Regions from separate parts of the Homo sapiens genome. Here region 2 is linked to region 1. Evidence: chromatin loops called from intact Hi-C (ENCODE). Cell type or tissue: heart left ventricle. All regions are shown on one strand. Each heading gives the region's core, and the rest is flanking DNA. Links, peaks and the distances in the headings are about the cores only.

Evidence for each region. Peaks named below come from ENCODE experiments on the same cell type or tissue, not always from the same donor. Only the 100,000 strongest peaks of a DNase experiment are listed, where the experiment ranks them.
Region 2: it touches region 1 in a loop (2.4-fold over the local background); 36 of 110 quality-filtered maps call a loop at or near these places.

What each region holds. Positions count from the first base shown.
Region 1 is chr9:34,435,825-34,447,535 of GRCh38, forward strand. All of the region lies in intron 1 of FAM219A (family with sequence similarity 219 member A), which reads right to left. Among named protein-coding and RNA genes, the nearest start is that of FAM219A, 17 kb to the right of the region's middle. RefSeq lists a silencer at 1,762-1,821. In heart left ventricle, for the core only: no CTCF peak of the experiment used is centred there; a DNase peak (open chromatin) is centred at 5,337; H3K27ac peaks cover 1,139 bases.
Region 2 is chr9:34,540,998-34,552,708 of GRCh38, forward strand. It overlaps CNTFR (ciliary neurotrophic factor receptor), which reads right to left. Exons shown (of 10, transcript NM_147164.3): 8 at 11,677-11,711; 9 at 11,164-11,332; 10 at 10,436-11,074. The coding sequence ends at 11,074. Among named protein-coding and RNA genes, the nearest start is that of CNTFR-AS1, 21 kb to the right of the region's middle. RefSeq lists an enhancer at 5,800-6,299 and a silencer at 5,895-5,974. In heart left ventricle, for the core only: CTCF peaks have their summits at 6,071 (motif pointing left), 6,083 (motif pointing left) and 7,186 (motif pointing right); DNase peaks (open chromatin) are centred at 6,069 and 7,164.

The DNA.
Region 1 (11,711 bases), core at 1,930-9,929:
AGATGGAGTCTCACTGTATCACCCAGGCTGGAGTGCAATGGCATGATCTCGGCTCACTGCAACCCCTGCCTTCTGGGTTCAAGCGATTCTCCTGCCTCAGACTCCCAAGTTGCTGGGATTACAAGTGCCCACCACCACACCTGGCTCATTTTGTATTTTTAGTAGAGATAGGGTTTCACCATGTTGATCAGGCTGGTCTCAATCTCCTGACCTCAGGTGATCTACCTGCCTTGGCCTCCCAATGTGCTGGGATTACAGGCATGAGCTGCCGTGCCCAGCCTAGATTGCTCTTTTCTCACCTTTTTCTCACTATTATAATGTTGCAGCTACTAATAACTATTATAATATCTATTATAACTATTATAATGTTATTATAAAATTATGTATGTGTATTTATTTATAATTATTATAATTTCTGGGATTTTTTTGGGTTTTTTTTGAGACAAGGTCTCACTCTGTCACTCAAGCTGGAGTGTAGTGGCAACCACAGCTCACTGCAGCCTTGACCTCCTGGGTTCAAGTGATCCTCCCACCTCAGCCTCCCAAGCAGCTGGGACTACAGGCACATGCCACCATGCCTGGCTATTTAAAAAAAAATTTTTGTAGAGATGGGGTCTTGCTTTGTTGCCCAGACTGGTCTCAAACTCCTGGGTTCAAGCAATCCTCCCACCTCGGCCTCCCAAAGTGCTGGGATTATAGGTGTGAGCCACAGAGCCTGGCCTATGATAATTTCTTATTAAAGAAAGTCTTTATATGTTTGTCTATTTCTTTAAGAAAGTCCTAGAAGTAGAATAGCTGAGGGGGTCAATGGGAAATGTACACATTATATTTTGAGACACTGTTGCCAGTTATTGTTCCAGAGAGGCTGTGACAATGTATACTCTCACCAACTGGCTGTGGTAAGTACTTGGGTTTTGAATTTAGAAAGACCTAGATTAGTTCTCAAGCCACCTCGTTGTATGACTTTTGGCAAGTTACCTTTCTTAATGTCCCTTTCCTTTCATGGGTGTCATATTACCTACTTTGCAAGGCTGGTGTTAGAATGAGATGAAATAATGTATATAGAACACTTTGCAGCATGCCTGGCATGAACAACAAAGGGTAGCTGGTTTTTGTTTGTTTGTTTTTATGTTGCTCTCTCCTCATTTACTTTTTGTTTCCATCTAGTCTAAAGTATTCATCAGTCCTAATTTCCCTGCCACCAAAAGGAACTTGGGATGTGGACTAACTTGAGTTATGAGAACCAGCAGCAAGAGGCGTTGCCCTCTTAATGGGTTTGCACTTCCCAGGAAAGCCTTGAAGCCAATTTCCGGGGCTCTATCTTTCATGAGGAAATTGCAAGAAGACAAACACTACTCTCTCTCTCTCAATTATCTTGACTAGGATCTTAATCAGGTCATGCTTACTCTCCAGGACACTGCCGGATCAGGCCATTTCAACAGCTGGCCCTTCTCTTTAAAACAGGACACTACGTTATGATCTGGAGGCTACAAAGGATCCATGGAAACAGATGGGGTGAGAGACCCTGAGACATATATACCCTGGAACCCTGGGGAGTCCTGGTTGAATTCCATCCCCAGTGTCCTTCCACAGCCAGGGCCAAATGTGGAGCGCTAGAACTGAAGCGTGGCTTCTTGGGGCTTTCAGTTCTAGAATATACCGACTTAAGAGTTGAATTAACCAGGGCCTAGTGACAATGCTCCAAAATGCCAAAAGGGGGCAGTGCAGTGTTACAGTTAAGAGCATGGCCTTAAAGACTCCATACACCTGGGCTTGAAATGGTTTTGCCACTTACTAGGTTGTGTGACCTTGGGTCTCACTTTCCTTCTCTGTAGATTAAGGGTATACCTTCTTTGCAGAGTTGAGAAGATTAAATGAAACACTGTGTGTCTGGTGGCAGATAAGTAGTAAGTGCTTCTGAGAGGTGACAGCGTGCTGGCAGTCCTCACAGCCCTCGGTCGCTCTCAGCGCCTCCTCTGCCTGGGCTCCTACTTTGGTGGCATTTGAGGAGCCCTTCAGCCCACCGCTGCACCGTGGGAGCCCCTTTCTGGGCTGGCCAAGGCCAGAGCCGGCTCCCTCAGCTTGCAGGGAGGTGTGGAGGGAGAGGCGCGAGCGGGAACCCGGGCTGCGCGTGGCGCTTGCGGGCCACCTGGAGTTCCGAGTGGGCGTGGGCTTGGCGGGCCCCGCACTCGGAGCAGCCGGCTGGCCCTGCCGGCCAGGGGCAATGAGGGGCTTAGCACCCGGGCCAGTGGCTACGGAGGGTGTACTGGGTCCCACAGCAGTGCCAGCCCACGGGCGCTGTGCTCGATTTCTCACCAAGCCTTAGCTGCCTTCCTGCGGGGCAGGGCTCGGGACCTGCAGCCCGCCATGCTTGAGCCTCCCACCCCTCCATGGGCTCCTGTGCGGCCATGAGCCTCCCCAGTGAGGCCTGTGCCTCCCCAATGAGCGCCACCCCCTGCTCCACGGCGCCCAGTCCCATCGACCACACAAGGGCTGAGGAGTGCGGGCGCATGGCACCGGGACTGGCAGGCAGCTCCACCTGCAGCACCGGTGCGGGATCCACTGGGTGAAGCCAGCTGGGTTCCTGAGTCTGGTGGGGAGGTGGAGAACCTTTATGTCTAGCTCAGGGATTGTAACTACACCAATCAGCACCCTGTGTCTAGCTCAGGGTTTGTGAATGCACCAATGGACACTCTGTATCTATCTACTCTGGTGGGGCCTTGGAGAACCTTTATGTCTAGCTCAGGGATTGTAAATACACCAATCGGCACTCTGTATCTAGCTCAAGGTTTATAAACAAACCAATCAGAAGCATGTGTCTAGCTCAGGGTTTGTGAATGCACCAATCAACACTGCGTATCTAGCTACTCTGGTGGAGCCTTGGAGAACCTTTGTGTCTAGCTCAGGGATTGTAAACGCACCAATCAGTGCCCTGTCAAAACAGACCACTGGGCTCTACCAATCAGCAGGATGTGGGTGGGGCCAGATAAGAGAATAAAAGCAGGCTGCCCAAGCCAGCAGTGGCAACCCGCTCAGGTCCCCATCCACACTGTGGAAGCTTTGTTCTTTTGCTCTTTGCAATAAATCTTGCTACTGCTCATTCTTTGGGTCCACACTGCTTTTATGAGGTGTAACACTCACCGCGAAGGTCTGCAGCTTCACTCCTGAAACCAGCGAGACCACGAGCCCACCGGGAGGAACGAACAACTCCAGAGGCGCTGCCTTAAGAGCTGTAACACTCACCGCGAAGGTCTGCAGCTTCACTCCTGAGCCAGCGAGACCACGAACCCACCAGAAGGAAGAAACTCCGAACACATCTGAACGTCAGAAGGAACACACTCCGGACACGCCGCCTTTAAGAACTGTAACACTCACCGCGAGGGTCCGCGGCTTTATTCTTGAAGTCAGTGAGACCAAGAACCCACCAATTCCGGACACACTTCTAAACAGTAGGACACACGTCTGCAGGGTATATGGTTGAATGTCAGATACGACATGGGGTTACCAAGTAAATGAGACTAGAAGACAATTCATTCAGTCATTCATTCATTCAACCAAAAGCTATTTAGTGAATGTCCATTATGTGAAGGCACAGGAGACAAATGGTAAGTAAAAATGAATCTGGTTTCATGCAACATCCTTCAAAAGGACCCACGTTAATAGACTAATTTTACATACTTACGTAAAATTATAAATGTGAAAAGTGCAATAAGGGGAAGACTACTGACCAAGTCTAGGGATTGTCCTCTGTGATGAAACTATAGCTGAACTAAGAACTGAAAGATGAGTAGGAGTCAACAACAAAAAAAAGGTAGAAGGTGCAGCAAAAGCATTCCAGGCAGCAAGAACATTATGCGCAAAGGCCCTCAAGCAGAAGGGAGCCTGGGACATTAGAGAAGTGGAGGAAAAGCCAGTGATGCTGAATGTAGTGACTGGGGGTAATGTGATATGAGATAAGCTGAAGAGGAAGGCAGGAGCCAGATCACATGTTAGGGTTATACTAAGGATTTGAGTCTTTATAATAAGAACGAGTGGAAGCCGTTGAAGTGTAAGGGGCTACACGGGGCACTCCTGCTACTTGATGACACTTTCCTCTGATGTTTACTTTCATGTGGATAAAAGGGATAGGGCTTCACACAGTCCCTTCTGTGACCGCCCAGGAGAAGGGAGCAAAGAAGTAATCAGCAACAGGTCCCTTCCCAAAACAGAATGAGGCCCTCTGGATTCTCATAGCCTCAGGAAGAACTAGACATAAGGAGGAGTGTGGGCAGGGTATCCAAGGCTGTGAGGCTCTTATCAGGAATCCTGTACTGGGTGGTCAGCTGTCACTGCAGACCCCTATGTTTTCTAGCTGTTGCACAGCTGGTCCCTAGCTAGCCTCCACCTCTCAGACTTCCTGCTCCATCAGATGCTCCATTGTGTTGGACATAATTATCTGGGGACTAACAGCTGTTAGGCTGGGTAGTAGAAGTTGAAGACTCCCATGGGCAGGGAACCAGACCTAAGGGTGGGTACAGGTTTGCAAGAGGCAGCTCTCAACTTCTGTGTGCTTCTCTGGTGAGCTGGCTTGCAGTGCCCTCAGTGCATGTACTGTATTTGTCTGGGGCACATGTACACTCCTCTGTGAGGAGAGACAATAGGGGTGGAGATACTGGGGCAACACAGAAATGCCAAAGTACCAGAAGGTAGTGATGTGTTCCAGCCCTCACAGGTTTTTTTTTCTTAATAAAAAAAAACAATTTTTGGCCAGGCGTGGTGGCTCACGCCTGTAATCCCAGCACTTTGGAAGGCCGAGGCGGGCGGATCACGAGGTCAGGAGATCGAGACCATCCTGGCTAACACGGTGAAACCCCGTCTCTACTAAAAATACAAAAAATTAGCCGGGCATGGTGGCGGGCGCCTGTAGTCCCAGCTACTCGGGAGGCTGAGGCAGGAGAATGGCATGAACCCGGGAGGCGGAGCTTGCAAGTGAGCCGAGATCGCGCCACTGCCCTCCAGCCTGGGCGACAGAGTGAGACTCGGTCTCAAAAAAAAAAAAAAAAAATTTTTAAAGAAATGTTATCTTACTATGTTGCCCAGGCTAGAGTGCAGTGGCTATTCACAGGCCTGATCGTATAGCACTTAGAGCCTTTAACTCCTGGGCTCAAGTGATCCTCCTTGAGCCTCTCGAGTAGCTGGGACTCCAGGCTTAATGCCACCACACCTGACTCTCACATAGGTTTTTAAACTTGGCTGGAAAGAGAAAAGGACCTAAGAGTTCTAGAATTGCCTGCCCCATCCCTTCCCCCAACCTCTCCCGGCTTGTAGCCCAGCTAAACAGGAAACCAGGTTTGGGTCCTTGCCAGAGCCCAGGCTGGGGCAGGAAGCTCAGGAAACAAGTAAGACCCTCCTCAGCATAGAAGAAGGCTGCTAAGAAATCTGTGGGAAGCAAAAATAAACCCAGCCCTTGCTGAACTCTCTCCCAGAGGAGGAAAAGACCACAGTTGCTTCTACTCCCTAGTATGAGTCAAGCATAGTCCTAGGAAGATTCAGAGAGCAGATGCAGGAGCTTCATGAAGTGAGATACTGCTGTTCCAGTGAGAACACACTCAGTAAGGACCCTCCTCTCAGAGAAGCACAGGGCTTAGTGAAGCAGGGTGGGATACATGTGGTCTGAAGACACTCCAGGGCTATCTTGGGCTGATAAGGAAGCAAATGATGGTACAGGATAAGAGCAGTGGTGGAAGAAGCAGACCTAAAGGAGAGAGGGCCCGAGACCAGGTGATACCTGTGGGGGTATGAAGGCAGAGAATTAACAGGGTTCTTTGCTGTACAAATGTGAAGGAAATTCCTGATGGAATAATGAATCAAGGCAATGACAGTCAAGGGCTGTAAAAACATTAGGTGAAAGGCTGAAGGGGGCTTTTATTTATTTTTTATTTTTGAGACAGGGTCTCGCTCTGTTACCCAGGCTGGAGTACAGTGGCACGATCATGGCTCACTGCAGCCTCGACCTCCTGGGCTCAAGCAATCCTCCTGCCTGCCAAGTAGCTAGGACTACAGGTGCATGCCACGATGCCTAATTTTTGTATTATTTTTGTATGGGGATGGGGTCTCACTATGTTGCCCAGACTGGTTTCGAACTCCTGGCCTCAAGTGATCCTCCTGCCTTGGCCACCCAAAGTGCTGAATTACAGGCCACTATGCCTAGCCAACTTTTATAGTGGAGAGATCAGGCTAACTACACCACAAAAAATAGGATAAACATATGTTATGTGCTTCCTGGTATGAAATACATACACATCACACCTCAAAAGGTAAACTGTGGCATACACATCACACCTCAGAAGGATTCTTTACAAAAAGTTGAATTTAAGTCTGATCAAACCTTGAGATCTAACTACCAATTTGCAAAAATACAGGAGACAGAATAGGATAAAAAACAACACAAGAATGCAGTCAACAAAATCCAGATTGTGGGAAACTCTATAGGACAAAGGACTGAACTTTTTATTTGTTTTTGTTTTTGTGTTTTAACAAATAAATTGCAAGAAAAGAAAAAATGGTGGGAGAAACTACAGATTAAAAGAGACATATCAGGCCAGGCATGGCGGCTCACGCCTGTAATCCCAGCACTTCGGGAGCCTGCGGCAGGTGGATCACCTGAGGTCAGGGGTTTGAGACCAGCCTGGAAAACATGGCAAAACTCTGTCTCTACTGAAAATATGAAAATTAGGCGGGCATGATAGCACGTGCCTGTAATCCCAGCTACTCAGGAAGCTGAGGCAGGAGAATTGCTTGAACCTGGGAGGCAAAGGTTGTAGTAGGCCGAGATCACGCCACTGCACTCCAGCCTGGGTGACAGAGACAGACTCCGTCTCAAAAAAAAAAAACAAAAAAAAAGAGACATGTCAACCAAATGCAATGTGTGAGCCAGATTCAAACCAACCAACCAATTTTTAAGATGTTAAGGAATTAAAGGATTTTTAGGGGTGATAATGGTATTTATGTTAAAGATAGTAATGGTGTGATAATGGTAGTTATGTAGAAAATTATCATTTTTAGAGATAGTATAATGTTATAGATGATTATTCACCCATACCCCACCTACTGGATTATCTTGAATATTAAATTATTAAATTTAATTCAAATATTCAAACATTAAATTAAATCGATATTCAAATATTAAATTATTCAAGATAATCCAGTAGGTGGGGTATGGGTGAAATAAGATTAGCCTTGTGTTGATAGCTGTTGAAGTTGGGTGACAAGTACTAGGGGGTATGTGTTTGAAGATTTCCAGGGCAAACCATTAAAAAATGTGAAGGAAGTGAGCAATCTGGATCTGCCTCCTCTAGCCCACTGACATTGGGGAGAATAATAGCAATGTTGACTTTTTCATATGTTTCGTGAGCCCTGAAAATTGACCTTCGGGAACCGAAACAGCAGTAGGACACCCTCCACTATCACCAATGGTGGGGATCTCCAGGAAGGCCCACTCTGCTAACAGACTCAGCCGCCCTCTACACGTCCCCCAGCCCAGCCCCACTCAATGGGAATCTCTTCCAGAGATCAGTGAAAGCACAGAGCAGGTCCTTCTCCAGCCTGGCCTCACCACAGCCCTGTCAAGGAGGCCAAAGACTCTTCTCATTTGGTGATGAGAAGAATAACCCATCTCCTCACTCTCTCCCACAAAAGTTCCCTTGGGAATTACAGACAGAAAAAGAAAATCAGCAACCCTTTCATTATCATCAACCCTTAGACCAGAAATAATATAGTAATTTGCAGCTCATTTTCACATACATGATCTTATTTATTTTACAAATGCCTGAAAGCGGTTAGGAGGCTGGCCAAAGGTCATAACAAAAGTGATAGTAGCTAGGATATACCCAGCCTACTTACCACTGCTGTGCACAGCTCCTGCCCTCAGGCCCGTGCCCCCCACTGGCTTATCCTAATTTCCCCACCCCCTCAAGCATACTCAAACCAATTCCTCCTGTGGGAGCTTCCTGTGACTGTCTCTCTGCTGTATCAGAGCCCATGGCAAATGAAGGATGTGAAATATGAGATTCCATCAGGAAGTTGATAGGGAGGCTAACAGATGGTCAAATCTTGGTTCTGACTGGTTCCCTTTGGTACCAATGTCTGCTACATTAAATACCAACCCTCAACTTGGTCTCCCTCCCTGACTCCACATAATTCTCCCTCCCCTTCCCTAAACCACTAGCTACTACCACTTCCCCATATCATTATCCCCACTTGGCCTTTCACTGAGTCCTCTAGGCCAGAGCTGGATGCAGCATGTCAGCTGAGAGCAGAGAGGACTTTCTGGAAGCTAAAATCCTCAGGGAACAGCTTTGGCATTCATAGGAGAACCAGTGGAGGCCCCTTTCACCAGCTGCTGCAATTTGCCTGCCAATGTGGCTACTGGCTTTCCCACCAGAGGCAAGTCTGTCCCCAGAGAGAATGACCTATACATTTGGGTTTTGTGGTAAGGAGAAACCTATGCCTGATACACCAAGAACAGGACATCCAGGCTGGCACTCTTCCTTTCCTCCAAGATCCCCAGAGACTTTCTCCATTTCCAGGAGGATGTGTACAGGTCATATAATGTTGGAAGACTCAGGTAGGAGCTCTTCATCAGCAAAACTAAGTTTTTTCCTCATTAAATATTAAAGCTTACAACTCCATTAATAGCTTCTCCAGCCCCCACAACAAAGCTGACGGCACAGTTATCAGCTCTGCTACCAATGGGAGAGGGGCTGGATTGGCCTTCTTACATTATTCTACGTCCCTTACTTCTGAAAATGTACCTAATGCTGCAAAGGGAGAAGATGGGAAAAGGCCAATTTGTAAGGAACTCAGATTGCTAACTCAGCTAGGGACCCCTGCCCACTGGGGAGCCAGGAGCACGTCACTCCTTGTAAGAACAAAATCCTTCTCATCCTGTGGTCTGAGTTCAAACATCACTTTCTCATAGCAGCCTTACCTGACATCCACAAGAGAATAATTTATTATTCTCTCTTTTCCTACTGCATTTCTTGCCTTTTCTATCACTTGTCATAGTTGGTAATTGTGTTTGTGCACTTTGTTTAGTATCTGTCTCTCCTACTGGATTGCCAGCTTATGAAGGTAGGTACCATGTTTGCTTTATTCATCATTTTACTTCCTATGTTTGGCTCAGTGTCTTGCATATAGCAGATGCTCAAAAGATGTTATTTGAATAATGAATGAATGTCCCATCCCTGTATTCCCCTGAATCTCCCTTAATTCCCCAACATGTGGCTTCCACTCTACTAATTCTCACCTACTCATCCCCCTCTAGGTCTTTGCTGTTCCCCTCCTTAGAATAACCTCCCAACCTCCTCTCCTTTCCACTCTTACTCATCTTTAAAGGAGCCAGCTGTATTCTTCTGTAGTTCTGTTTCATAAGAGCAAGTATCTTCTTCACCAGTCTGTAAGTTCTAGAGGTAGAAGCTATCTTGTCAAGGAGATCAAAGGGGAGTTGGGGTGACAAGACTCACAGCACATTAAAGTGGACACCCTAAACCAGAATATCATTTGTATAAAATTATGTGCTAGAGGTTATAGAGGCTTAGGGATTGGTTAAGAGCTCACTAGAATATTCAGGGAAAGCTCTCTGAAGAATGGGAGTTTATATTGATCTCTGAAGAATGTGTATGAGTGAAATGGGCAGAAGAGAATTGTTAAGAGGAGAGGAGGCCTCAAGGTGCCAATAGGTGAAAGAAGGTGAAGGACATGGCTGGACTTACTAGAAAGAAAGTTGGCTTGAATGGTAGCAAGTATGGCCAGCTTTGAGGGGTAAAAGCCTAGTGTAGATGCCTCAAAAGCCAGTGGAGAAGTTCAAGCCTGATGTAGAAGAACTTAATTGGGTTCCAAGTTGCGAAGGAGGGTCTAATCTAGGCCACGCCAACCTCCAGCTGGGTAGTGGCTAAGCCTGTTTACCTTTCTGGGAGTCTGCTTGCAGATCTATAAAGTGGGCAAAATGATTTTCCTAATCTGCTTAATGAGATGGTTCAGGTGCTTTGGAAACATCTTTTCACCTACCTTAAAAAGGAATTAAAGATAGGCTGGGTGCAGTGGCTCATGCCTGTAATCCCAGCACTTTGGGAGTCCGAGGCAAGAAGATCACTTGAAGTCAGGAGTTTAAGACCAGCCTAGCCAACATGGTGAAACCATCTCTACTAAAAATACAAAAATTAGCTGGGTGTGGTGGTGTGCACCTGTACTCTCAGCTACTCGGAAGGCTGAGGCAGAAGAATTGCTTGAACCTGGGAGGCAGAGGCTGCAGTGAGCCAAGATTGTGCCACTGCACTCCAGCCTGGGCAACAGAGCGAGACTCTGTCTCAAAAAAAAAAAAAAAATGCGGGGCGGGGGGAATTAAAGATAGGGATAAGACACTGTACCCATAAACTTTACACAATGACAAGGTATTAGGGCCACAGGACAGGTAAATGGAGAGCTCACATCTCACTGAAGGATAGAAAGGGATGCATGAAGAAGATGGTGCTTTTGTGACAGGCCTTGATATATACAAAACATTAGCAAACACCTATTCTCAGAAAACTAGAAAAGTGCTGCTTGTGCTAAGTTCCACAGTGGATTCTTGGACACGTTTATAGTACACACACATAACAGAGCCATGTTTACTGCTAGAATATTATTCCTAGCACCTACTTTGGAAGGACTAGGACATTTGCACAGAGCAGTGTGTCTTCCTGGTGCCCTGGCCTCTGGCCCAGTTTAAGAACTGATACCATAGAGAATGTGAGGTAAGAACACATTCACATTCCCACCATGGCTCTGGTTCTCCCTGTGAAGCTACAGATAACATGAAGACTATCCTCCTTTTCTTTCCTAATCCCAGTCCTTTAGGTATTTGAAAACCTCAAAATGCTTTCTCTGAGACTGCTTATTCATAGGCCAAACAGCTCAGTTCTTCTAACTATTCTCACATGACATGCTTTTGACTCCTTTCATTATTCTAGTCACCCAATCTCTTGAATGATGATATCAGTACAGAATGGAGGACTTCAGATGGTGATGACCACTACAGAATAGGGCAGAGTAGGATGATTACCTCCTAGGAACTGAATTCCATGCTTCTATTAATGTAGTCCAACAGCACATTAGCTTTGTTATATAGTGGACTTATATTAAGCTTTCTGTCCACTCAAGCACTAGCTCGCTTTAAAGGTCCCTACCTTCTCCAATCACACAGCCTCCCTAGATTCCTATTGAAATTCTGTCTTGCTGAATTCAGCCAGCTACCTTTCTGAGAATAAGAGTCACATGACACACATGTAGTGTAGTTTCTAACAAATGTGGAACCATCATCTCACTATCCTCAGTGGACTCTTAACCTGTATTGGCAGTAAGCCTAGCTCAAGATGTGATTCCAGGTTCTTGCCTTGATTTTACACTGCTAAGGGAAAGGGCTGCTCTGTTCCAGATATGTTCTGAGTTCAATATAACAATAGGTATGGTTATTAAATATGATCATGGAAGCTCAACTGACAATAATAGAAGTACAATATCAATATTATGGGTAGTGGCAGTCCCACAATAATCTGTGCTGTGCAGATCACATGTACAGCTCTGTGTTCAGTTTCAGGGGTGAGAAACCTAAAAGTATCCACTAGGGCAGCTAGGATGACTGCGAATTTGGAAGCCAGTGTCCCGGGAAATGGTAAAAGGAAAAAGCAGGCCTA
Region 2 (11,711 bases), core at 3,712-11,711, 110 kb after region 1:
ACAGGAAAGGGAAGATTGTGACTGGAGCAAAACTCAGTTAACATCCTTGTGAGTCATCCTGGCACACCAGCTCCTGCAGCAGGCAGTCCAGCCCCTTGAGGGCAGAAATCAAAAGGTGTCCTTCCCTGCATATGCAGACACACACTGACAAACATGCATACATACAACCCACAAAGCAGAGACACATACATACAAGCAAAGATGTATGTACAGACAAGCCTACCCACAGACACAGGCCTGCACATAAAAACACATCCACACAGAAACACACATGATTACACCAACTACACACATACCACATGGCCGGGAAAACACATGAAGAGATTCACAGGCCTCCATCTCTCCCTTTCTTTCACACACACACACACACACACGCAAAGATAAGCCTACCCAGAGTCACTAGTAGGTGTCAACAAATGTGTTCTAGACCAATGACTAAAGGAAGAAGTCAGAGAAGTCAGAGATAGACACAGATCAGTTTTCTAGAGATTGGAAGAATGTGTGTATATGGAGGAGGACAGACTGGTGGGAGAGAAAGCCAGGTAAACATAGGGAAGGGAGAGATCCTAGCGCCAAGAAAGGAGGGTCTTGGGTAATTATCAGGCGCCAACCTCTCGCCCAGCCCTCCTTGATTCATCTATGCATTAACAGTTACTGAGCTGAGTCCTCTGTTGGGCCCCAGGCCTATCCTCACATATGCACAGCCGGGGAGGAAGAGAGACCTGTCCATGAGGAACTATCACACAGACTGGCATGTGCCACGTTGGGGGATGCACAGCCCAGCCCCACTCTGGGCAGCAGTGGAGGGCAGATGTCAGGGAAACGTGAGTGAAATGTTGAACATGTAGGAGTTGGCTGGATGAAGGGGATGGATGGGGAGGTCACCTTGGGCCAAGGAAACAGGTGTAAACATTCGTTTCCTTTTGCTGCTGTAACAAATTACCATAAATGTAGTGGCTTCAATACAAAAATTAGCCGGGCACCTGTAGTCCCAGCTACTTGGGAGGCTGAGTCAGGAGAATCGCTTGAACCTGGGAGGCGGAGGTTGCAGTGAGCTGAGATCGTGCCACTGCACTCCAGCCAGGGTGACAGAGAGAGACTCAGTCTCAAAAACGAAAACAGAAAAACAAAAAACTACACAGATTTATTTGCTTACAATTGACTGTTCAGAGGTCTGAAATCAGTTTTTGTGGGCTAAAGTCAATGTGTTGGCAGAGCTGGTTCCTTCTGTAGGCTCCAAGAGGAGAATGCATTTCCTTGCCTTTTCAGTATCTAATGGCTGCCTGCATTCCTTGGCTTGTGGACCAGTACTCCATCCTCAAAGCACAGCACTCCAGTCTCTGCTTCCATCATTCCACTGCTGTCTTCCCTGACTCCTCCTGCCTCCCTCTCTCCTGTTGGAATCATTGCGATTATATCACCACACCTCAGATAATCCAGGATAGTCTTCTCAAGATCCTTGACCACATCTGCAAAGTCTCTTTTGCCATATAAGGTAACATTCACAGGTTCTGGGAATTAGGATGTGGACATCTTGGGGGCCATTATTCAGCCTACCACGAGGGGAGTGGCATATTATCTCACAGTCTTTAAAATGCCCTCCAATTTTGTTATTACCAGGCTGAAGATAAGGAATTGGAGGCTCATAGAAGTTAAGTGATTTGCCTTAGACAGGCAGACAGGTAGATAAATGATAAATGTTTTCTAAAATAGACAAAAGAATACAAAGAAAAATGCAACAAAGCACTCAAAACCTCACCACCCAGAAATGATCAGTATTACGTTTTGTAACCATATACATAATACATAAAATTGAGGAGAGAGGTTAGAGAGAGAGCCAGTCAGGTAGAAAAAATATCTAAGAATGGGACTGTTCTCATAGTCCTAATGGGATATACTATAGAAACTATTTTTTTAGGCCAGGTGCAGTGGCTCACGACTGTAATCCCAGCACTTTGGGAGGCCGAGGCGGGCGGATCACGAGGTCAGGAGATCGAGACCATCCTGGCTAACACGGTGAAACCCTGTCTCTACTAAAAATACAAAAAAATTAGCCGGGCGCGATGGCGGGCACCTGTTGTCCCAGCTACTCGGGAGGATGAGGCAGGAGAATGGCATGAACCCAGGAGGCGGAGCTTGCAGTGAGCCGAGATCACGCCACTGCACTCCAGCCTGGGCGACAGAGTGAGACTCTGTCTCAAAAAAAAAAAAAAAGAAAAAGAAACTATTTTTTTAACCAAAAGTAGAAAATGTACGTTTACTTGAGTTTAATAGAGAAAAAAAGAAACTGAAGCGAAAATGGAATAGCTGAAATATTTCTTCACCTTAAAAGAGTAGTCATTCCTAAAAGACCTCTCTCAAGAGCCATTTCAATTAAGAGATTGGGCCAGGCGCAGTGGCTCACGCCTGTAATCCCAACACTTTAGGAGACCTAGGCAGCAGGATCACTTGAGCCCAGGAGTTCGAGACCAGTCTGGGCAACATGGAGAGACCCTGTCTTTACAAAAATTTAAAAATTAGCCAGGCATGGTGGCACATGCCTGTGGTCCCAGCTACTCGAAGGCTGAGGTGGAAGGATTGCTTGAGACCAGGAGGTCGAGGCTGCAGTGAGCTGTGATAGCACCATGTCACTCCAGCCAGAACAACAGAGCAAGACCCTGCCTCAAAAAAAAAAAAAAAAAAAAAAAAAGAAAAGAAAAGGAGGTTGGAGTAGGATTTTACCATTATATTCTAGTTTTATCCCTTTATTGACTTAGCTATGAACGAAGATGTGATTAGTACTTCTGCTTTCCTTGCTACCTCACCTCTCCATTCCAGACTGTGCATATAACTTTCGACTCCCCTGACATTACTAATAGCCCACTGTTGACGAGAAGCCTTATTAATAACATAAACAATTGATTTGCACATATTTTTTATGTTATATATATTATATACTGTATTCTTAAAGCTAGAGAAAAGAAAATATTAAGAAAATGATAAGGAAGAAATAATTTATTAATATTTACTATTCATTAAGTGGAAGTGGATCATCATAAAGGTCTTCATCCTCGTCTTCATGTTGAGGAGGCTGAGGAGGAGGAGGAAAAGGAGGGGTTGGTCTTGCTGCCTCAGGGGTGGCAGAGGCAGAAGAGGGAGAGGAAGGCAGGAGAGGCAGGCACTCTTGGTGTAACTTTTATTGATTTTACTTAATCTGTGAATAAGTGGACCTGCACAGTTCAAACTCGTGTTGTTCAAAGGTCAACTGTATTTACAGTGTTTTGCAACGAAAATTCCCACAGTGTCATCTTCGCTGAAATTGAATTAAGGTTAATTCCTACGTGGAATTAATGTCCCCACCAGTTCTTTACCATGAATTTCCCTTCCTCAGCTCCTGACCTTGACTAATCTCTTGGCTGAATGGATTTTGTCTTTTCTGGAAAGGTTCATGAGTACACCATCCCCCAAATTTATGATTGAGATCACCCACTCTGTTGGTTACGGTTTAGGGTGACACTTTTTCCCCTCAGAACTCTGTAGATATTGCTTCATTGTCTTCACTTGTCAAATGCTACCTTGGAGAAATCTGAGACCAGACTGAATATCCCCCCTTGTAAATAAATGACTTGCTTCTTCTGTCTAGGTGCCTTAAGTATTCTTACTTTAGCCCCAAAGTTTGGTAACTAAACCAATGTATCTTTTTTCTTTTTTAGACGGAAGGGTCTCACTATGTTGCCCAGGCTGGCCTCAAACTCCTGTGCTCAAGTGATCCTCCCGCCTAAGTCTCCCAAAGTGGTGGCATTACAGATGTGAGCCACCTCACCCAGCCAAATCAATGTGTCTTAATATCAATTACTCTGTGTCAACTTTTCTGGTATACAGTATGCCCCTTTCAATCTGAATATTCAGTTCTTTCATTTCAGGGGAAGATTTCTGTATTTTGTACCTTAATATCATTTTAAGTTCCATTTTTGGAACCCCTACTTTAGGGCTGTTAATAGTTGAGCTTATGGTAGCTTGTCTTTGTCCTATTACCTTCTCTCCAATTGCTTTAGTAGCTTTATCTTTTCCCACGACATTTACTCTTAATATCTCAAGCCTTTCCTATTACTTTGATTTTTAACCACTATTTAATGGTTAAAGCCTATTAATATCTATTATATTAATATTGATTGTTTCTCTGTTTCTAGTTTATTACATCTTTAAAAATAAGATTTCAGTCCTCTTTTACTTGCTTCTCTAATATCCCTTTCATCTAATTCATTGTTTTATCATCTTGCCTGAGTTCTTTGTTCTCCTGATTTCATGCTATTAAAAAGGCCTTCTATAAAAGGAAAGATTTGCCAGGACTCTGCTTTTATTCCTTTGGGTGTGTTTTCTTCTAGATCGGGGTCTTCATCGGTTGTTGTTTTCTTTTCATCATCTTTCTTGCTCCCTTCCTTCTTTCTCTCCCTCCTCCTTTCCTTTCTTCCATCGTCTCTCCTTCCTGCCTCCATTTTGACCGTGGTCTTGGTGTCTAAAGGCCATGCCATTTCCTTTCCTCTTACTCCTCTCTGCCATGGCCCATGTTTAGCCGACCTCTCCTTGCCCTGGTGTGCAGGCCCTGGAGCCCCTTCCCATCTTGTCTGGGCCCATTTGTCTCCCCTGGAGCCTATGGTTTGCACGCTGGCTGTTGCTTTCAAACTGTGCCCACCTCTGCCCCCGTGACGTCTATGGCCTGAGGGTGCCTGGCTAGGGCTGCCTGCTGCCCTTGATGGGGCCTAAGTGCTGTCCCTCCTCTGAGGCCCTGTTAGACATCTTGTTCCAACTGGTGGGCGGGGCATAACCCATTCCTGTAGGCACTGGTTTGTCCCCGCCAACCCCTGTCCCATCCCCTGGAAGACACCAAGCCATGGCAGCTCTCCTTGCTTCTACTGAGGTCTCATGGAGAAACACAAGGTCTTCTCCTTACAAAGGCTTTTTCCCAGACTTTTCCTAAGCCTGCCTACGCACCCAGTAGTCCACTTCTCTTAGATGACAGGATATTGTGTTTCATGGACTCACCTTTTTGGGAATGGGGTTAGGAGACATACTACTCACTCACTGCACCAGAATCTTCTGTTGTTTCTTTGCATGTCACATTTTAAGGTTTATAAAAAGGATTTCCTTGTTTGCTTGGACTTAGTGAGTTTGTAGTAGCGTTGTTGTTTTTGTTTGTTTTGGCTTGTGTTCATTTTATTAGAGGGAGGTGGGGTGGGGGGCTTCTGTGACGGTGTTACTTTGTCTCATTAACTCAGTGGTCCCCACCTTGCTTTGTCCATACCTCTCCCCTTGGACCGGCCCCTCTGGCAGCCCCAGCCCCCAGCACTTTCAAGTTCCTGGGATGAGACAAGGGCCCATAGAATTAGGCCTCAGCGCACAGTGGGTTTCAGTCCAAGGAAGAGAGGGAATAAGCAGGAAGCATTTCATGGAGACAGAGTCAGAGGGAACTCAAATGCTTCTCAGGAGGGCATCTGGGCAGAAACACAGCATGAACCAAGGCATGGATGTAGGAGAGGATGGGAACAATTACTGGGGAGCAGGAGGAGTCCAGCTGGAGGAGTGCCAGCTGGAGAAGCCAGGGAGAGGCTGGAGTGGTGGGCAGGCAGGGTCCAGGCAGGGGCTGCCCTTGCTATGACCAAAGCACTTAGCTCTTGGGTCTGGAATCTCAGGGATACTAATGGTGGGCGGGGCAGGTGTAGTAGGGAAGCCTGGTTCCCATTTCTCCTCCCCATCCTCAGCCCCTCCCAGAGACCTTCCTCTGAGTGCTACTCTCCCAGTGCCCCCTTGTCCTGGTAATGCCCAAGGTGTTCCTGCTGTCGTCCTGAGAGCCGCAGGTAAAGCCTCAGCCATGGCCACACCAGGCACACGCCATCACACACGAATGTAGCACATATGCATCCCTGGTCACCTAGCCACAGTAAAACAAACATGGTGCACAGCTGCATACCATCACTGCCATTTGCACGTGACGGCTCAGTGACACATGCTGTTGTGGGCATACTTTGCACACAGCCCCACAGTCCGGCTCCTTCTCTGGGTCGGTTGCTTCTGAATTTCCTGAGAACCTGTCCTGCCCCCTGGTGGCCATTCCCCAAGCCACTGCCCCTCTGGAAGGACCCCTTCTACCTCCTTCTTGCCTTCTGGCCTAGAACAGGCTCTTCCCTCAAACTGGAACTATGAGACCAGGCCCCTCAGACATCCTCCAGACCAGTCTCCCCCATCGGACATCCTCCAGACCAGCCTCCCCCCATCAGACATCCTCCAGACCAGCCTCCTTGCTCAGACGTCCTCCAGACCACCCTCCCCCCTCAGAAGTCCTTCAGACCAGCCTCCCCACTCAGACTGGTGCTGTCAGGCAAGGCCTTCCCAAACAGGGTGATCGACGTCCCAGTTTGCCTGGGACTGAGGGGTTTCCAGAGACTTGAGATATTCAGTGCTAAAACTGGGAAAGTTCAGGCAGACTAGAACTAGTTGGCGGTTCTAGTCTTTGGATCCATGTGCCTTCAGCTCAGTCTCCCCTCAGACTGGACCCACCAGACCAGGCCCTTTCAGACACCCCTGGGTCAGCTTACCCCTCAGGCTGGCCCTTTCAAACGAAAGCTCTTCTGATGCGTGTCCCAGACCCGCTCTGGCTCAGGCTCACCCTGTCGCGTGGGCCCTCTCAGACCCACTCACCCTCAGATTGGCTTTCCCATCAGAGTGGCACTGTCAGGTCCCTTCCAGCCTCTCCCCAAACTGGCTTCATCTGATGCCCTTCCTCAGACCTCCTTCCTCTCCCCCTCCTCTGAGAAGAGGCAAGGTAGGGAGATTACATTCCAATCACTCCTGCCCCCAGGACCTTAGCCCTGCATCTCCAGGCAGGCACCGCCTTCCCAGGGTCCTGTGGCTCTGGGCTGTGGGCCTCAGGACCTGAAGACAGGCAGGTGCAGGATGCAGGACTGGGACTGGAGCCGGGGATTCTGTTCTCTCCACGTGAGAATGAACTTTCTCGGAGTTCCCTCCTACACAGGCAGCGAGCTCACAGGCTCCGGGGAGTTCTCAGGGCCGGAGGCTGCCCAGGAAGGATTCCTGCCTAGTGTCACCCTCTTTCCTGGCTGGCTGCTGGGAACGCACCAGATGTGGGATGTCTGTGCTGAGAGCTGCCAGCCTAGGAGCAGGAATGAAGGGCAGGCAGGCGGCCGAGAGGGGGCAGCAGAAGCCAGGACAGTCCCTGGCGCAGGCCGGAGAGAAGCTGCGGCCACAGGCTGGGGGTCTGGATAGGGGTGGGAACACAGAGGGAGGCAAAAAAGAGAAGGACTGATAGAGTCAGGGAAGAGGGAGACAGAGGTGGAGGCATGGATAGAGATATATACAGAGAGACACAGAAATGGGGATGGAGACACATGAGACAGAGATGTAGAGAGAAACAGAGACAGAGATGGGGATGGAGACACAAGAGACAGAGGGAGAGGGAGAAGGCAGAAAAAGGGAAGACAGACAAGGAAGAACAGATGCGAAGACAAGCATGGAGAGGGATGAATATAGAAACGAGGGAAGAAGAGACAGGAGAAGAGACACAAGATGGAGACATACAGAGAGACAGGGATGGAACAGAGACATACAGAAAGAAATGCAGATAGGAACCAGGACAAAGACAGATTCAGAGATAGGAATGGGACAGAAAGAGATAAATATAGGCTGGGCACAGTGGCTCACGCCTGTAATCTCAGCACTTTGGGAGGCCAAGGTGGGCGGATCACCTGAGGTCAGGAGTTTGGACCAGTCTGGCCAACATGGCAAAACCCCGTCTCTACTAAAAATACAAAAATTAGCCGGGCATGGTGGCGGGCGCCTGTAACCCAGCTACCCGGGAGGCTGAGGCAGGAGAATCGCTTGAACCTGGCAGGCAGCGGTTGCAGTGAGCCTAGATCTCACCATTGCACTCCAGCCTGGGAGACAGAGTGAGACTCCGTCTCAAAAAAAAAAAAAATAAATAAATAAAGAAGAGACAAACAACATAGAAATGAGAATGGGTTCAGCAAGAAGAGAGGGGCAGGGTGCACAGAGACAGGTCTAGAGTTGTAAGAATGGAGCAGAGCCACACTGGAAGAGATCAAGTGGGCAGGGGGCTGATAGGCCAGGACACAGAGCGGGGCCCAGCCACAGTGTATTGTCGGGGAGCAAAGAGAAGTAGGGGGCTGGAAGGCTGGGCCCCTGTGCAATGCACCTGGGGTCTGGGATCCCAGCCTCCCCTTCCCCCCACGCCTCAGGGTTGTTTTAATTCTCCAGATTCTGTTTTAACTCCAATGACCGATGTCTGCACTTATGCCTGGCTCCCCAGAACCACCATGGGAACTGGATGTGAAGGGACAGTACTATAGAGAGGCAACAGTCAGCAACTGAGACCCTCCAAGGCAAACAGCCTCTGTGAGGCCAAGGGCCCAAGACCCACAAGGAAGGTGACCACCCGCAGGCCCAGGCCAGTTGTCTAGTCAGAGGCAATGATGCTGCCCCTCCAGCCACCCTGGGCTTGAGGCAGAGCAGGTTCTCTCTTAGGGCTGGGGGCAGAGAGATAGAGGCCCCAGTCCTCCCCTCCATTGGCCTCTGAAGCTCCGGCAGGCCCCCTCTCCTCCTTCTGCCCCTTCCTCCTGAGGCCCCACGTAATTGCTTTCCCATGTTGCTAATGGAGGCCAGATTGTTGATGCCCAAGCTCGGTGGGCGGTGGGTAGGTCAGGGCTGACCAGGGCTCTCAAGGCAGAAAGGCAGCTCAGGCCAGAGACTCCTCACTTCATCCCACCCACCCCAAAGATGAAGGGTAGAAGTTCTGACACATCCCAGGAATGTTCTGGGGGAGACCGTTGGTGACCCCCTGTTATCTCTACTCATGCTGGACCTGGAGCCTAGGTTCAGGCTGAGCCACACCTCACAGGGACCAGACCCCCAGGCAGAACTCAGGGTTCAGGGTACAGAGCAGGTCCACAGCCACCTCTCAGGATATCCATCCTGGGAGCCTCTTCCTGTGAATGAAGAGCCCTGTGCTTCCATAGCTGGGGCTGTTCAGCTTGAAAAGCCACAGGCTTCACCTTGACGCCAGGCCTTTGCTTTCAGGGGTCTCCCACCTAGAATACTCCTCTCTCTTCTAACCTGGAGAAGAGATGGCCATTTTACTGTGAAGCCCCTCACCAGGCCCCACCTCTGGGACTGTGTCTTGTCCAGGCCAGACTCATCGGTGCTTGAGGCACTGCCAATCCCCCTCCCAGGGCACGATCCCAAGGAGGCCTGGCGATCGCAGCAAGGGGTATCCATTTCCGGAGCCTAGTCGGAGGTGAAGGGTTTGAACTGGGAGAAAGTGTGTGATGGCATCAGGGTGGCTGGTGGCTCTGTAGCGGTGTAGTGCTCAGTGCCTGCCACGGGGAGTGTATCAGGAGGACACATCTGTGCACAGGTGGGTGTGGGTGTGGACCTGACTTTGACTCCACCCACCTCTTCTTACTCCAGGAACCCAGAGAAAGGCCAAAACCTGGCTCCCCAGGTTGGAGCTCCGAACTCCCCTTTCACCCCCGCCCCCAGGTCACATGGCCTGCCTACCTGGCCCCAGCCCTGGGCATTCCCAGCTGAGAAATGCCTGCTTATGCTCAGTAAGGCGGCTTCTATAAGTGGGGTCTGGACCTAAGCAGGCCTGGGACAGCCAAGTGTCCTCCTCTGAGGAGAAGTCAGAGGGATCCCGGAGCCCCAGTTTGGGGACTGGAAGGGTGTGGGCAGTATCTGAGGCTGGACCAAAGACTGACCATCCTGTAAAGCCAAAGCCCCACCCTCTCCAGCTCCACACTGAGTCCTGACTATAACCCAGCCCTGGGAGTAAGCCTTGTACTCTGTCATTCCAGTCCTGAAGCCCAGGTCCCGTCCCTGGTCACACTCCAAGCAGCCTCCTCCTTCAGGCAGCCCCCCTGCCTGCCTAGGCCCAGGACACTCTGTGCTCTGAGCCCTTGTGGCCTGGCTGAGCCCTAGGCCTGACCTTCTAGCACCCCTGGACTATCTCTTGGATGGCAGGGATCACGCACACCCCCTGGCCCCAAGGATGAAGCCTGCCCCTCCCCTTCTGCCATCATCCCTAGCCCTGTGCACTGGGCTCAGGCCTGAGCACTCATGGAAGGCAGTTCTAGAGGTGACCCTTGAAAGGCTTCTGCCCCAGCCAGGACTTCGGCAGCCTCCAGGACTGACTGGATACCCCCGTGGGATCCCTTATTTCCCACAGTTTTTCCCTGGCAGCAACTCTGTGCTCCAGGAAAGCCCTACCCCCCAAGAAGTAGACAACACTGTTACCAGCTACACTGGCCTGAAAGCTGAACACCTCTCCCCACCTTCCCCAACCACAATTTCTTTCCTCCGCCAGCCCTGGATGGGGTGGGGTCCTTGGAAGAGGGGTACCCTCCCAAAGTGGGTCTGTTCCAAGGACTCATGAAATGGTGACGTTTAATGAGAACCGCCCACTCCCCCCACCCTGTATATACATCTATAAAAAATTCAAATACAGCAAGTTACCATTGAGTCAGACTAGAAGGGACTGACAGGGCATTAAATACTGTGGGATAGGAGCAGGGTCAGGGGAGGGGTATACAAAACAGGGCAGAGGGGAGGGGACTGAAAATTGTGGGTGCTGGGGGGAGGGGGATGGCTGGGCCCCCCCAGCATCAGGAGCTTATAATCTGATGGTGGCAACAGAGACCCTGGGATAGACAGGAGGCTGGGGCAGGAGGAGAAATCGGATGTGAGAGGCTCCCCTCACGTCCCCCAAGGGCTCCTGGGAGTCGCTGGCATTGGAGGGTCCAGCCCAAGGGGCCAGGGTGAGGGGGTCTTTGGTGGGTGGGTTAGCTGCATGGCCCACCTCCCCTGAGGGAGGAAGGAGGGCCAGCTTGGTGCGGCAGGGCTGGGGGGCGGCAGGCCCGGGCCCGCCGGGGTCTCCACAAATTGTGTCTGAAGAGAATGCAAAAGGTCCTCCTGCCCGTGTGCAAAATAGAAACCGGGGTCTGCAGGCTCAGCTCCGGCCTCCTGCTCCTCTGCAGGTGCTCTGCATGTCCTCATGGGGTGCCGGGCTCTGTAGAGACAGGCAGGGGCCTGTCAGGGAGGGGGCTGGAGTGGGGGTTCCCTCAGGCTCCCTCTGCCACCCAGCCTCACTCAACCTACCAGATCAAGAGACTGCTGGCAGTGGCGGCAGCGGCAGCCAGGGCCAGAGTGATGGGGACGCTGACCAAGAAGGGTGCCGAGGGTCCCCCGCCGCTGCCCAGCTCCCCAGGGTCACAGATCTTCGTGGTAGGTGGGGGTGCCAGGGAGCTGGTGGTGCTGGTCGTGGTCTCTGGGGAACATGGGGGAAACTCAGGGCAAGGCCAGGGCTGGGTCCCATCCAGATCTGGGGGCTCATGAGACATACCATTCTGCTTCCTGCATCAGACTGGTACTGCCTCCCCCATCAGGCAGATCCTGTTTCCCAAGGCTCACAGATAACCCCTCCACCCAATGACCCCTACCAAGGATGTCCAGATAGCAAGGACCAGGAATGGCAGGAGTTGGACAGACAGGCAGAAGTGTGGCTACCCCCGGGAGCAGAGGCTGGAGGCAGCAGGGTAGAACCAGGCCACAGGTTCTACCACAGGCCTCCAGGACAGCAAAGCCAGGAGGTAGGGGCGGGAGCAAGCTCACCCGCAGCCTGGGCCTCCGTGGTGAGGTGTCGCGGT